Linked DNA regions of Homo sapiens: regions 2 and 3 are each linked to region 1. Evidence: chromatin contacts called from ENCODE Hi-C data. All regions are on one chromosome and are shown on one strand. The core of a region is the stretch at or near the end of the contact, and the rest is flanking DNA. Distances in the headings are between cores, read along the strand shown.

The links. A loop is a pair of places that touch in the nucleus more often than their neighbours do. Pooled maps may share reads with other maps.
Region 2: a loop to region 1 is called in a map of gastrocnemius medialis, with 9 times the contacts of the local background. The contact joins the promoter of AP1S2 here to the promoter of MSL3 in region 1. A Hi-C loop is called at or near these places in 2 of 168 maps with a recorded cell type or tissue (gastrocnemius medialis and naive thymus-derived CD4-positive, alpha-beta T cell), 1 of 37 single-sample maps with no recorded cell type and 10 of 50 pooled maps.
Region 3: a loop to region 1 is called in a map of CD8-positive, alpha-beta T cell, with 21 times the contacts of the local background. The contact joins the promoter of PUDP here to the promoter of MSL3 in region 1. A Hi-C loop is called at or near these places in 2 of 168 maps with a recorded cell type or tissue (CD8-positive, alpha-beta T cell and naive thymus-derived CD4-positive, alpha-beta T cell) and 9 of 50 pooled maps.

Annotation. Positions count from the first base shown.
Region 1 is chrX:11,755,787-11,759,486 of GRCh38, reverse strand. It overlaps MSL3 (MSL complex subunit 3), which reads right to left and starts at 1,250. Exons shown (of 13, transcript NM_078629.4): 1 at 1,122-1,250. The coding sequence starts at 1,223. It overlaps MSL3-DT (MSL3 divergent transcript), which reads left to right and starts at 1,404. Exons shown (of 2, transcript XR_007068393.1): 1 at 1,404-2,735. RefSeq lists an enhancer at 803-1,097 and silencers at 951-1,330, 1,341-1,490, 1,511-1,710.
Region 2 is chrX:15,853,453-15,856,846 of GRCh38, reverse strand. It overlaps AP1S2 (adaptor related protein complex 1 subunit sigma 2), which reads left to right and starts at 2,034. Exons shown (of 6, transcript NM_001272071.2): 1 at 2,034-2,159. RefSeq lists silencers at 1,618-1,727, 1,818-2,097, 2,318-2,607 and an enhancer at 1,396-2,000.
Region 3 is chrX:7,146,431-7,150,056 of GRCh38, reverse strand. PUDP (pseudouridine 5'-phosphatase) reads left to right here and starts at 1,904. Exons shown (of 4, transcript NM_012080.5): 1 at 1,904-2,004. The coding sequence starts at 1,944. It overlaps STS (steroid sulfatase), which reads right to left and starts at 2,345. Exons shown (of 11, transcript NM_001320752.2): 1 at 1,974-2,345. MIR4767 (microRNA 4767) reads right to left here and starts at 2,197; the gene lies at 2,120-2,197. RefSeq lists an enhancer at 1,425-1,474 and a silencer at 1,665-2,384.

The DNA of each region.
Region 1 (3,700 bases), core at 1-2,500:
AGAGCTCTGGGAGTTGTAGTCTCCTGGGCTCCCCTATGTCCAGTGCCAGGATGGCTAGCTGGAGACTCTGGAATCCCTCCCTGTTGTGTCCCTAGAGGGAACAACTAAAACTAATGATGGGGCGTGCCCCCCCCCCTCCGCCCCGAGGAGGCTGGAGGGCGAGGAGAAAGAGGGATAGCAGACGCGGTTAAAAGACAGGAGCAGCAGGGGAGGGAACTGAAGGCAGAATATGCTCATCCCTTTAGGGATGTCCTTTAGCATCTCTAATGGACAGAGCTGTCCAGACATCGCCAAAGACACACCTGGGACTGCCCCTGTCCCTGCCGCCTAAGGCTTCGCCCAGGTGGCCCTAGGAACCCAGGTCTCTGAAATGAAAGCACCTGGGTGCTTTCCTTGGGGATCTGGGAGACCTGGTGCCAACTCCTGCCCGCCACCCAAATCTGAGGAGCTGCAAGATGTGGCTCAGCTCCCGGAGACTTAGGTGGACCGGCCCGGGGCGCGATTCCCATCAACTATGGTCAGACCCACGTAAATCCTTCAGAGTTTGAAAACGTAAATGCTGCAAGGCCCTGGGGTACGAAAACACTGGGCCAACCTTGCCCTCGGGATGGGGTTCACGGCCTACAGGCGGGATGGGGCCTAAACTGGACTAGGGTCCCAGGGACACAACGTCGCAAGTCAGCGGCCAGCGCCGTGTAACTATGAATTAGAACCTGGATCGGACGGCCAGGGCGTCCCACAGGAGCCCACCCGGCACCAGGCCGCACAGAAGGAGACATTTAACGCGAAGACAGAAACCGTATTCGAGAAGCCTCCTCCCTCAGCGGCCACCGTTGCAGTCGGGGGCGCAAACGGTAGCCCCGGTAACGCGACAAAGCATGGGCGAGGCTCCCAACCGCGCGTGCGCCGCCCGGCCTGACGGAAGGAAGTGGAAGCATCCCAGACCCCGCCCCGACTCCCGGGCGTAGCGCCCTGTGAGCGCCCCCTGCCGGCCGCACCGCTCCTCGCAGGCCGAGGAGCCCGGCCGGTCCCTCAGCTCCGCGCGGCCGTCCGCCCCCGCCCCCGCCCCCGGTCCCGGGTCCCCCAGCCCGCGCCTCCTCCCTGTCCCTCCGCGGCGGCACCTTGGCATCGTACAGCACTCGCGCCTTGGTGGGGTCAGGCTCGAAGCACAGCACTTTCTCCCCTGAGTGGAATTTAAATTTCATGCCCTCGCTCGCGCTCATTTGCTCATCGTGGCGGAGGGCGAGGCTCCGGGGCGGGCGGAGCGCGCGCGGTGGGGGAGGGCGGGCGGGGGCGGGGAGGCGGTGCGCCGTGGCCGGGGGGGGCCGGGAATGGCGGAGGCTGCGGCCGCCCCGCCCTCGGCCCCTCCTCCGCCCGCCCCGAGCCGCTGCCGGGACCTCGGAGGCGCCTGGCGCGCGCGCTCCCGCCCGGGCGCGTCCCCGCACGTCCCCGCCGGGGCTCCGGGAGGGGTGCGGGCGGGGAGCGCGACCCCCTGGCCAAGGTCTACCGGCAGGACGTCTCCCGTCGCCCCCATGGGAGAGGGTCCCCGCGGCCTCCAGGCTGCGCCCACGTGCGCGCAGGGTCGTCCGTCGCCCCGAGCGCCCGCTCTCCGGCCCGGGCGTGGGAGGCGCCTAGGGAGAGAGAGAGCCGGTCTGGAGTAGGCACCCGGCGGCCGGGAGGCTGGACGGCGTCTGCCCCCAAGAGCTCCCTGGCCGTGCGCGCCGCGTCAGCCCCCTTGGCAGAGCAGCGCGCCGATGAGTGTGGCCACGCTTGGAGAACGCAGCGCTGGAGCTGGCCCCAGGCGGGCAGTGGCCTCGGGCGAGGGCAGAAGGGCACTCCGGGCTGTGAATAGAACACTTGCTTATCCCTTCAGAGGACAAGCCGGTGGCAGGCCTGGAGCCCCCAGTGACGGGTTGAGCAGTGGGCAGCGAGGCAGATGGGTCCTTAAAGAGTAGCTGACGTCTTCAGTGTCAGCTTCTAGCGTGGCCTGACAGCCCCCAGCATCCCCGGAATGCCCCCCACGGTCTATCTGCTCCAATAGACTAAAAATTCCCTAAATAGAAGCACCCTTGAGGCCGCTATCAATATGGTACCTGCACAGAGTGGATGTTAAGTAAATACTTGATGAGCGAATGACAAGTGATGGGAGACTTGAAGGACAAACTTCCAGGGACAGGAAGGACAGTGCTGGGCTTTTTCTTTTGAGTTTTGGAAAGCCGTTGGGCAGTGTAATTACTGGATTAGGACCGGGCTGGAGACCAGCTTCCAGGCTAATCTCTGCGGACCTGGTGAACTTCCCCTTCTCTGTTCTAGCCTCCAGAAAGTTGCATTTGCTTCCCCTCTGCACGCTTCCTTCACCAGGTTCCTGGTATACATCCTTCACATTTCAGCGTGGGCATGCCAACAGAAAAGCCCTCAGGCTTCCCAAGATGAATCATAAAGCCCTGAGGTGTTCCCTCCCAGGACTCTGCTTAACCCCTTTCTTGCATGTACCACTGTGCTATAGAATGGGTTGTTCATTTGCAAAATGACCTCATTAAGACAGTAAGCTCTTTGAAGCTGGGGGTAGGGGTCTTATCCAATTCATCACGGCGTATTCGTGGCACATAATATGGAATGAATGAACAGATTGATTTAGGAAATAGAACCCACAAAACTCAGTGGCCAATTGGATGTGAAGGAGAGGGAAGGAGGAATCTTGAGAGACTTCCAGGTTTTCTGGCCCAAGGAATTGGGTGAGTAATAGCTGCATCCGCCAGAATAAGGCTATACAGAGGAGTTAAAGGTTGGGGGAAGATGGTCAAATGGCCTTTGGGGTAATACGGTGCAGAAACTAGAACTGGAACCATGATTCCTCTCCAGGTTGTGGTGTATCAGAGATGAGAACAGTAGATGGTGGTGTTCCCCACAAATGGCAGGGGCGGCTTGGAAGCACATGTAATTGCACGTCCTGTGTAAACCGTAACTGAAGTATTCACCTTTTTATTTTTCCTGCCCATGATTGGAGAGAGTTCTGCTGCAGGCTCTACCCTTTCAGGGATAGGATTTTAGATGCTTTCCTTTGTTTCTCCGCATTTCCACCCCTTCTTATGTCATTGAGGAATTCCTCTTTCCCCGTCCCTCTAAAAAGTCCAAGAATGCAAAAGCCTTCAGGAACCTAAAAGTTAAAAAGCCTGCCAATGGCAGCACCCCTTACAGTCCTCCTCCAGATTAGGATCCACTAGAGAGGGCTCCACCCTTAATGCAGGACATCATTTTTCCTCTCGGGTGTAAAGGTTAAGAACATGGCCAGCTCTGCAAACCACTCTCCAGGACCCAGTCCCATGCTTGTCACTTTCTAGCTTGTGACCATGGACAACTGGTTAGTCTCTTTGTAATGCACTTTGTTCATGTTTAAAATGAAGGAAATAGTGGCTCCTACTTCATAGGGTTTTTTAGGAGTCAATGAGTCAATTCAGTGTACATGGCTTTGTGTAGTGCCTGACATATAAGGGCTGGGTAAATATTTGCTCTTGACATTAGGCATTTCTTATCTGTTTCTCCGTGTCCCCCATTCATTCATTCATTCATTCAGCAAATATTTATTGGACCTCCTGTGTGCTGGTTGCTAGACACACAAAGTAGAATACATACATTACCCCTGTCCTCCCAGAGGGCACATTTCAGGAGGGCGGAGCAGCAAGCAATCAAGTTCAAGCTT
Region 2 (3,394 bases), core at 785-3,284, 4.1 Mb before region 1:
TAATAGCTGCTTTCAGCTGCTAATTATTTTTCCCACAATTCCTTCCCCTCCCTACCCCTACCCCCACCTTTTTTTGGCTAGGAGCAGGAAAGGAGACTGCCAGTATGTCATCAGCAAGTCTCCCGTCCTCATTTTCAGAGCAACATTAGGAGCATAATCAGAGTTTAAACTTGGAAGTGGCTATCTCAGGAACCTTCAGGATATAAGTGTTTTGTACAGAAAAAGAGAAAAGCAGCATTTGGATTCAGAGGGCGAGTTTTCATTGTGTAGCATTAGAGCTATCTTTTAACTGGTTAATGGCATCTGTTTCTTGTAGTAAGAGAGAAATGGGACATTCGAAAGCACCTTTGGGGCATGACTAGGTAGGGAGAAATCTGGTGGGGGCGAGGGGGACCTAAAGAACTACAGAAAGCCAGCTCTGTGCCGTGTGTCGTCCCCTTTCTTTAATATTCCAGTATACATTAATCATACATGTTAGTAGGAAACTTTCCAAGCAGCACAGTAGTGCTTGAAAAGGGGAAGTATTACACATTTCTTTTTGTTTTGTCATACAAAAGCATTTTTTAAAAGCCCCCAAAACTACTGTCTTAGTTTCATAGATACTATAATGTACACAAAAAGAATATAATCCCTAATAAAGGATTCCTTTACATTGATTACATTTAGCTTCGTGAAAATTTTAGCATTTCTTTTTTTACTTTAGGCCATTAAAAAAATTCTGGCGACTATACTTAGGAACCTCTGCAAAAGGGGCATGGCCCAACAAAAGCAATTTTCTCGCTTCCTTTGTAAGAACCTAGGTGACTCGGGTAATGAATAGCATTTCGATATGGGAAACCCGTGGCTCTTCAAGGAAGGTCACCTAATCCCGTGGGACTCCCCTTTCCTTATCTGTAAATGACTAGATGATTCATCCATTCTATCATTCAGAAAATTATGAACATCCATTATGCCCAGGCATTACGCTCAGCATTACAGCTCTTAACAAATTTATCATTTTATAGTCTTTATCAGTCAACTCACATTTATTAGTTGTTATATACCAGGCTGTGAACTAGATTGAGATGCAAAATGAATACAATTTAAGGTGTGCTAAATAAAGGCTAACGGGCATGTGGGTGAAAGAGGGAATCGCTCTTACAGGGTTTTAGGGTGAGGCTTCATAGATGTGACATTTGGGAGCAAGGACATGCCAGGCACAGCAAGTCGTCGGCAGTGCTAAACTGGAACCCAGGCGGCTGGTGGGGCGACCCAGTGTGAAGGAAGCGGGATCTCGAAGGTGAGGTGCTGTCCGGGCTTTTCAGCCGAACGGACGGTAACTCATCCAGTCCGCAGCACCGAGGATGGGCGAGGCGAGCCCAGGGAACAGACTCCCGCGAAGCTCGGGGCGGAAGGTGTCTGGGCTAGGGCTGGAGCAGTGCAATGGGAAGGAGAGGGCGGATTCCGGACAATTTTGAGGCAGAATGATAGCAAAAGGCCCGTGAATGCGTGACGAGCTCCACAGAAGAGCTGACTTGTTTTTCCAGAGTTGCAGCACTCCCTCGTCTCCTCCCACCCTCCTCGTCAGCCGTCACACTTCACACTTCCTCTCTGGGGACACAGAGAATCATTAGAGCTCGAACGTGGCTCTTCGCTGTCCGGAACTTCCCTGCCCCGCACCACCCGCTAGGCTAAGGACGCTGCAGAATCCCGTCCTCCTATCATTAAACAAGCAGGACAGCCGCCCGCGCGCGTCCCGGAGGCACCTGCAAGAGCGCGCGGGCGCGCGGGCGCTCGGGCCCGGCAAACGCCGCTTCCGGGTCACGTGGCCCGGCTTCCGGTTCGCACCTCCCCTCAGCGAAGAAACCTCCAATCGGCTGCCTTGGACTCAGCGGTTACCCGCGCTGCCTCCGGTGCCGCTGGCGACCGCTGAGCCGCTTCCCGCGCGTCGCCTAGCCCGCCCCTCAGCTCGCCGCAGCCCCGGCTCCTCCCTCGTCCGGCCCCCGGGGCGGGGTCTGTCAGCTTGCCCTCCCCTCTCCGCCTAAGCCTGCCCTATGCCAGCCGGGTGTCCTCCCCACAGCACCACGGCTTCTCTTCCTCAGCACGGCGACAGGGGCTTCCCCTTCGCCGCCGCCGCCGCCGCCGGCCAAGCTCCGCCGCGCCCGCGGCCCGCGGCCGCCGTAAGTCCCTGGGGGCGAAAGGGGGCGCCGGGGATGGGGGAGAGGGGGAGGGAGGACTGGGCGCGCCCCCCGCCACCCCGCGCGCGCCCCGACGACCCCACCCCGAGCCTGCCCGGCCCGCCACTGGGTCGCCGCGCCCGCAACTCACTTCTCTCCGTGTCCGCGCCCTCCGCACCACTCCGCGCCGCGCCCGGGGATGTGGGGGCCAGTCCCGGGCTCCGCGACAGCCTCGCGGCACCTGTGGTTCGGGAATCGCCTCAAGTTTTGCGGGGCGCTTTCGGGAGGGGCCGGGGGCGGTGGCGGCCGAGGACTCTTGGCGCCCCCTGCGCGGCGGCGGATGCCATTGTCTGCTCCGCTCCTTGCCTGTCACCTCTCCCGGGCTTGGTCAGTGATGGAGTGTGGCCACGGGAGTGGGGGGGAGGCACCGGCGACGGCCGGACCCGAGGAACGCTGGCCCCGAGCCCGCGCCGCGGCTGAGCCCATTGTTTTTAATGCCAGTCTCGAGGAATTGTGGTGCCCTGTGATTTGCGGCAAAATCAAAGCGTTGGTTTTTAACACGAGGGAAGGAATACTCGTGCTTTGCAACCGGGTTTCGTCCCATGTTAGGACATAATTTATTTTAAGGAGAATACATTGTTTTTTCGTCCTGCAAAGTGGTAGGGCGGATACAGGACCCTGCTCCAGACAGCCTTGAGCCCATACTCTTCGCAGGCAAACCCTCACCCTTTCTGGTCACCAAGATCTAGGAATACGAGGTCCATTCTTTTCCAAGTTCTGGTAACGGGTTTGCAGTAAATGCCCAGTTGATGCTTCACTTCCTGCCCCCTTCGAATGCCGCTATCTTCAGGACTTGCACGGGAGGCACTTTGGTATCACCTAATAATGTCCTTATATTTTGTTCCCCTGACGCATTTTAAGTGAGGTAATAAGACCATTTTAACTTTACTAAAGTTGAATTGCCACGTCATACATTTCTAGATATCTTGTTGATACCTTTTTGGGTGGTTACAAAAAGCGACGATAATTTCTTACCGAAATTTAGGGCCCATTTTTATTCTACATTGGTTCTGTAAATTTCCCCTCCCCGTGTTCAAATTCAAGATGGTGTGGTGAATCTTGAGAATCATGCTTGAATCTTATTTGCAGTAACGCTGTTAAAGGAACTTAACAGTGATTAAAAGAAAAAAGGATACCTATGTGAATTCTGCCTTTAAATTACCTTTGTAGAAACAATA
Region 3 (3,626 bases), core at 655-3,154, 4.6 Mb after region 1:
TACTTACTGTAGGTACCACAGCTATGTGTGTGCAATGCATCTATTATGGAATTGTGTTCCCAAAAATATATGTTGGAGTCCTCATCCCCGCTACCTCAGAATGTGACCTTATTTGGAAACAGGATTTTGTCAGAGGTAATCAAATTAAAATGTAGTTATTAGGGTGGTCCTTAGTCCAATAAGAATCGTGTTCTTATAAAAGGAGAAAATTTGGACACAGAGACACACACAGAGGGAAGACGATAGGACAAGATACAGGGAAAGGAAAGCAGGTTCAAGCTGAGGAGAAAGACCTGGAATAGGTCCTTTCCTCACAGCCCTCAGAAGGAATTAAGACTGCTGACATCTTGATCTAGGACTTCTGGCCTCCAGATCTGTGACACAATACACATCTGCTGTTTAGGTTACTTAGTCTGTGGTATATTACTATGGCAGCTGTAGTAAACTAATACAGAAACCACGAACGACTGTATTTGAGGCGCAAGTCCCTACCTAATTTGCTCATAAATTGCCTTCTCTGAAATCCCGTGTCCTCAAAGGGAAATCACGATTGCATTAAATGGGGGAAGCTCTCTTATAGTACCACCTCTAAGAACACATAATTTTATTGACTATATATTATGCACTGGTACTAAGGGCTTGGCCTGCCTCACCTCCTTTATCACCTCCATTTTACCCAGGAGGAAACAGACACAGGTGCACTTTGTCTATCATAGATAATAATTCTTGCTGAATCCAGGCATGCCCCTGTCCACTATGTCTGCACTAAACTAGAAATACACTCTCATGTTTACACCTTTTTTTTTTTGTCTTTTTCCCCTTTTGTGGAGAACAGGGTCTCGCTATATTGCCCAGGCAGTTCTTAAACTTCTGGGCTCAAACTATTCCCCCAACTCCCACTTCTGCCTCCCTAAGTACTGGGATTACAGGTGTGGGCCACTGCGCCCAGCACACCCTCACGTTTTTAAAGTCTTGAAATTCTCCTATTTCCGCTTCTCAAAAGGTCCAATCCTTTTCCTTAAACGTGAATATACCACATAAACGAACACGAAATAGAAACAGGGACAAAAAAGTATTTTTTTGACGATGGCAAACGGGAAAAAAAAAAAAGAAAGCTGTTTAGGTGGCATTTGAAAAGTTAAAAAAGAAAGAAAACTCAGAGCAGCCCAAAAGACAGATGATACCTAAGAAGGCACAACCAGCAAGACATGTTGACTGTTAGTATTATTTCAGCATCCTCCTTGAGCAGCTTGGCTTTGCTCTGGGACAATGCACCAGCCTGGGATGCTCAGAGATGCAGGCACGGAGGTTGTGCAGCCTCTCCGCACACTGCGCATGCGCGGCTGCCGGTTCAAGTCGCGGTCCAGGACCGCAAGGAGGCGGGCAAGCGAAACTGAGAAAAACCCACCCACGGTCCAGGGACTGGGGGCTCGGGCGAACCCACCCAGGGACCTCCTGACCAAGGCCATTTGTCTGCAACCTGATGGCTAGAAGTGATACCACCCTGAGCATCTTCAATCCCCTTTCCCCACTCTACAGCCCCTTGTACTGTCCCTCCTTCCTCATTCACACCCCTGATCCAAACTCAAGCACTGAATTTGTCCCCAGACGAGGGCCTCGGCTCTGCGCGGCCGCTGGCTGAGTAGCTTGGCCCGATTCCGGGTGTGAAGTGAGGAGGAATTGATGCGGGTAAACATACAGCGCCGGCCCGCGCCGCATCCCGGGTCTGCAGCTACAGCTGCGGCGAAAGCCCAAGGTGCGCGTGCGCGGAGCGCCACTAGGCAGCCCAGGACGCGCGGGCTCGGAGCCGGGCGAGGGGCCGCGGAAGGCGCGTGCGCAGAGCGACCCCGGGCGCGCGAGAAGGTCCTCAGTGCGCGTGCGCGGGGCGGGCGGGTGCGCGCGCACTTCCTCCTCGCCCCCACCCAGACCCAGAAGGCGCCACCATGGCGGCGCCCCCGCAGCCCGTCACCCACCTCATCTTTGACATGGACGGACTTCTTCTGGGTGGGTAGTGTGCAGCCGCCGCCTCCAGTAAGGGCGGTCTTGTGTGGGCGTGGGGACGGTCGGCGCGGGGTACGTCACGGCCTGGGGGCCGCGGCGGGGCGGTGTTCATGCAGGGACGCTCGGGCTCCCGCGCGCTCTGCCCCCGGCTGGCCCCGAAGTCGGGCGGCGGCCAGGAGCGCCCGCGGGCCCATGTCCGGGCTGGCGGGCGCGCGTGGCCGCGGCGTCTACGCGGCCCCAGCACCCGCTTCCGGTCGGCGGCCCGCGCGTGGGGCCGGAGCACGTGGGAGCAGTCCCTGGGGTCCACCGGGCGGGCGCGCGGCTCCGCGTCCTCTCCTCAGAGCGAGGCGCGGCGGGACCTCCGCGCTCTCTTTTCGGTTACGCATGCGTGCGACCTTGAGCGGTGCCCAGCCTCAGCTTCCCCGTCTGCAAAGTAGCCTGGAGGATACTTGCCTGCCTGCTCCAAGGTTGCTGCTGTGGGCGCACTTTGATGGTAGCATCCTGCATGGTAGCGGTTCTCTACCTGGCGGTTTTGCAGCCCTGAGGGCATCTGGCAATGGCGATGTCAGGAGACATTTTGGCTGTCACAGCTGGCGAGGAGTGATGGGGTCACTGGCATCTAGTGGAGTCCAGACCAGTGATACTGTTAAACTTCCCGCAGTGCACAGGAGTGCCCTATGCAACCATAAGGAATTATCCCGCGCCGTCAACAGTGTAGAGGCACAGAAGGTCCGTCAAGTGGCCTGGCTGCCTAGGGTGACCAGCACCGGGGACATCACCTGTGGGCTACTTGTAAATGTAGAAGCTGGGGCCCCACCCTACCCCTGCCCAATCAGAATCTGCATTTTAAGCGCGTGAACGTTTGAGAACAGCTGCTCTATCAATCCGAGGCATTAAGAAACCCTTGGCAGTGTACTAAGGTAGTCAGTCTTAGCACATGTGAACTTCACCAGCCAAGAGGAATTCAAGTAGAATTCAAAGAATAAAACCCTGTTTTTAACTCAAGACAGAACTATGCTGAGCTCTACCGAAAGCCTTGACACAGTTAACACTATGACACATAATCACCAGGAGGCTTCATATATCTATAAACATGTCTGCATACTCTTTGTAGACAGCTGACCTGCTTGGTTACGTATATCATTCCTTCATTTCAAAACCCTGCAAGTTAGGAGGAAGTATTTGCATGTCACTAATTAAAAAAAAAAAAAAAAAAAAAACCCTGCAGCTCAGAGAGGTAAAGCTACTTGCCCAAGGTCACACAGCTAATAAGCCAAGCTGAGAAACGATTCTGGATTGATCCAGTTCTAAATATAAATGATGTTGAGCTCATCTTAAATTGTGAATGTGACCTTGTTTCTGCTCATCATATTGCTGGGTAATTCCCTAGCAGTGTTTCCTTTTAAAAAGGCATGCAGAAACCATTCTCTTCATTTTATGAACACAGAGGTGTAAACTGATGAATTCCAAAGGAAAAAAAAAATCCCCGTAGAGGTCACTAATTGGAGCCAACGGTGTATGCAGCTACTAAATTTGAAATGACTCAATTTCAGAAAGCTTGTGGGATACATAGGTATAGTTTGTAGACATGAATTTTCCTACTCCGGTGGTCAAAAAGTTAAATT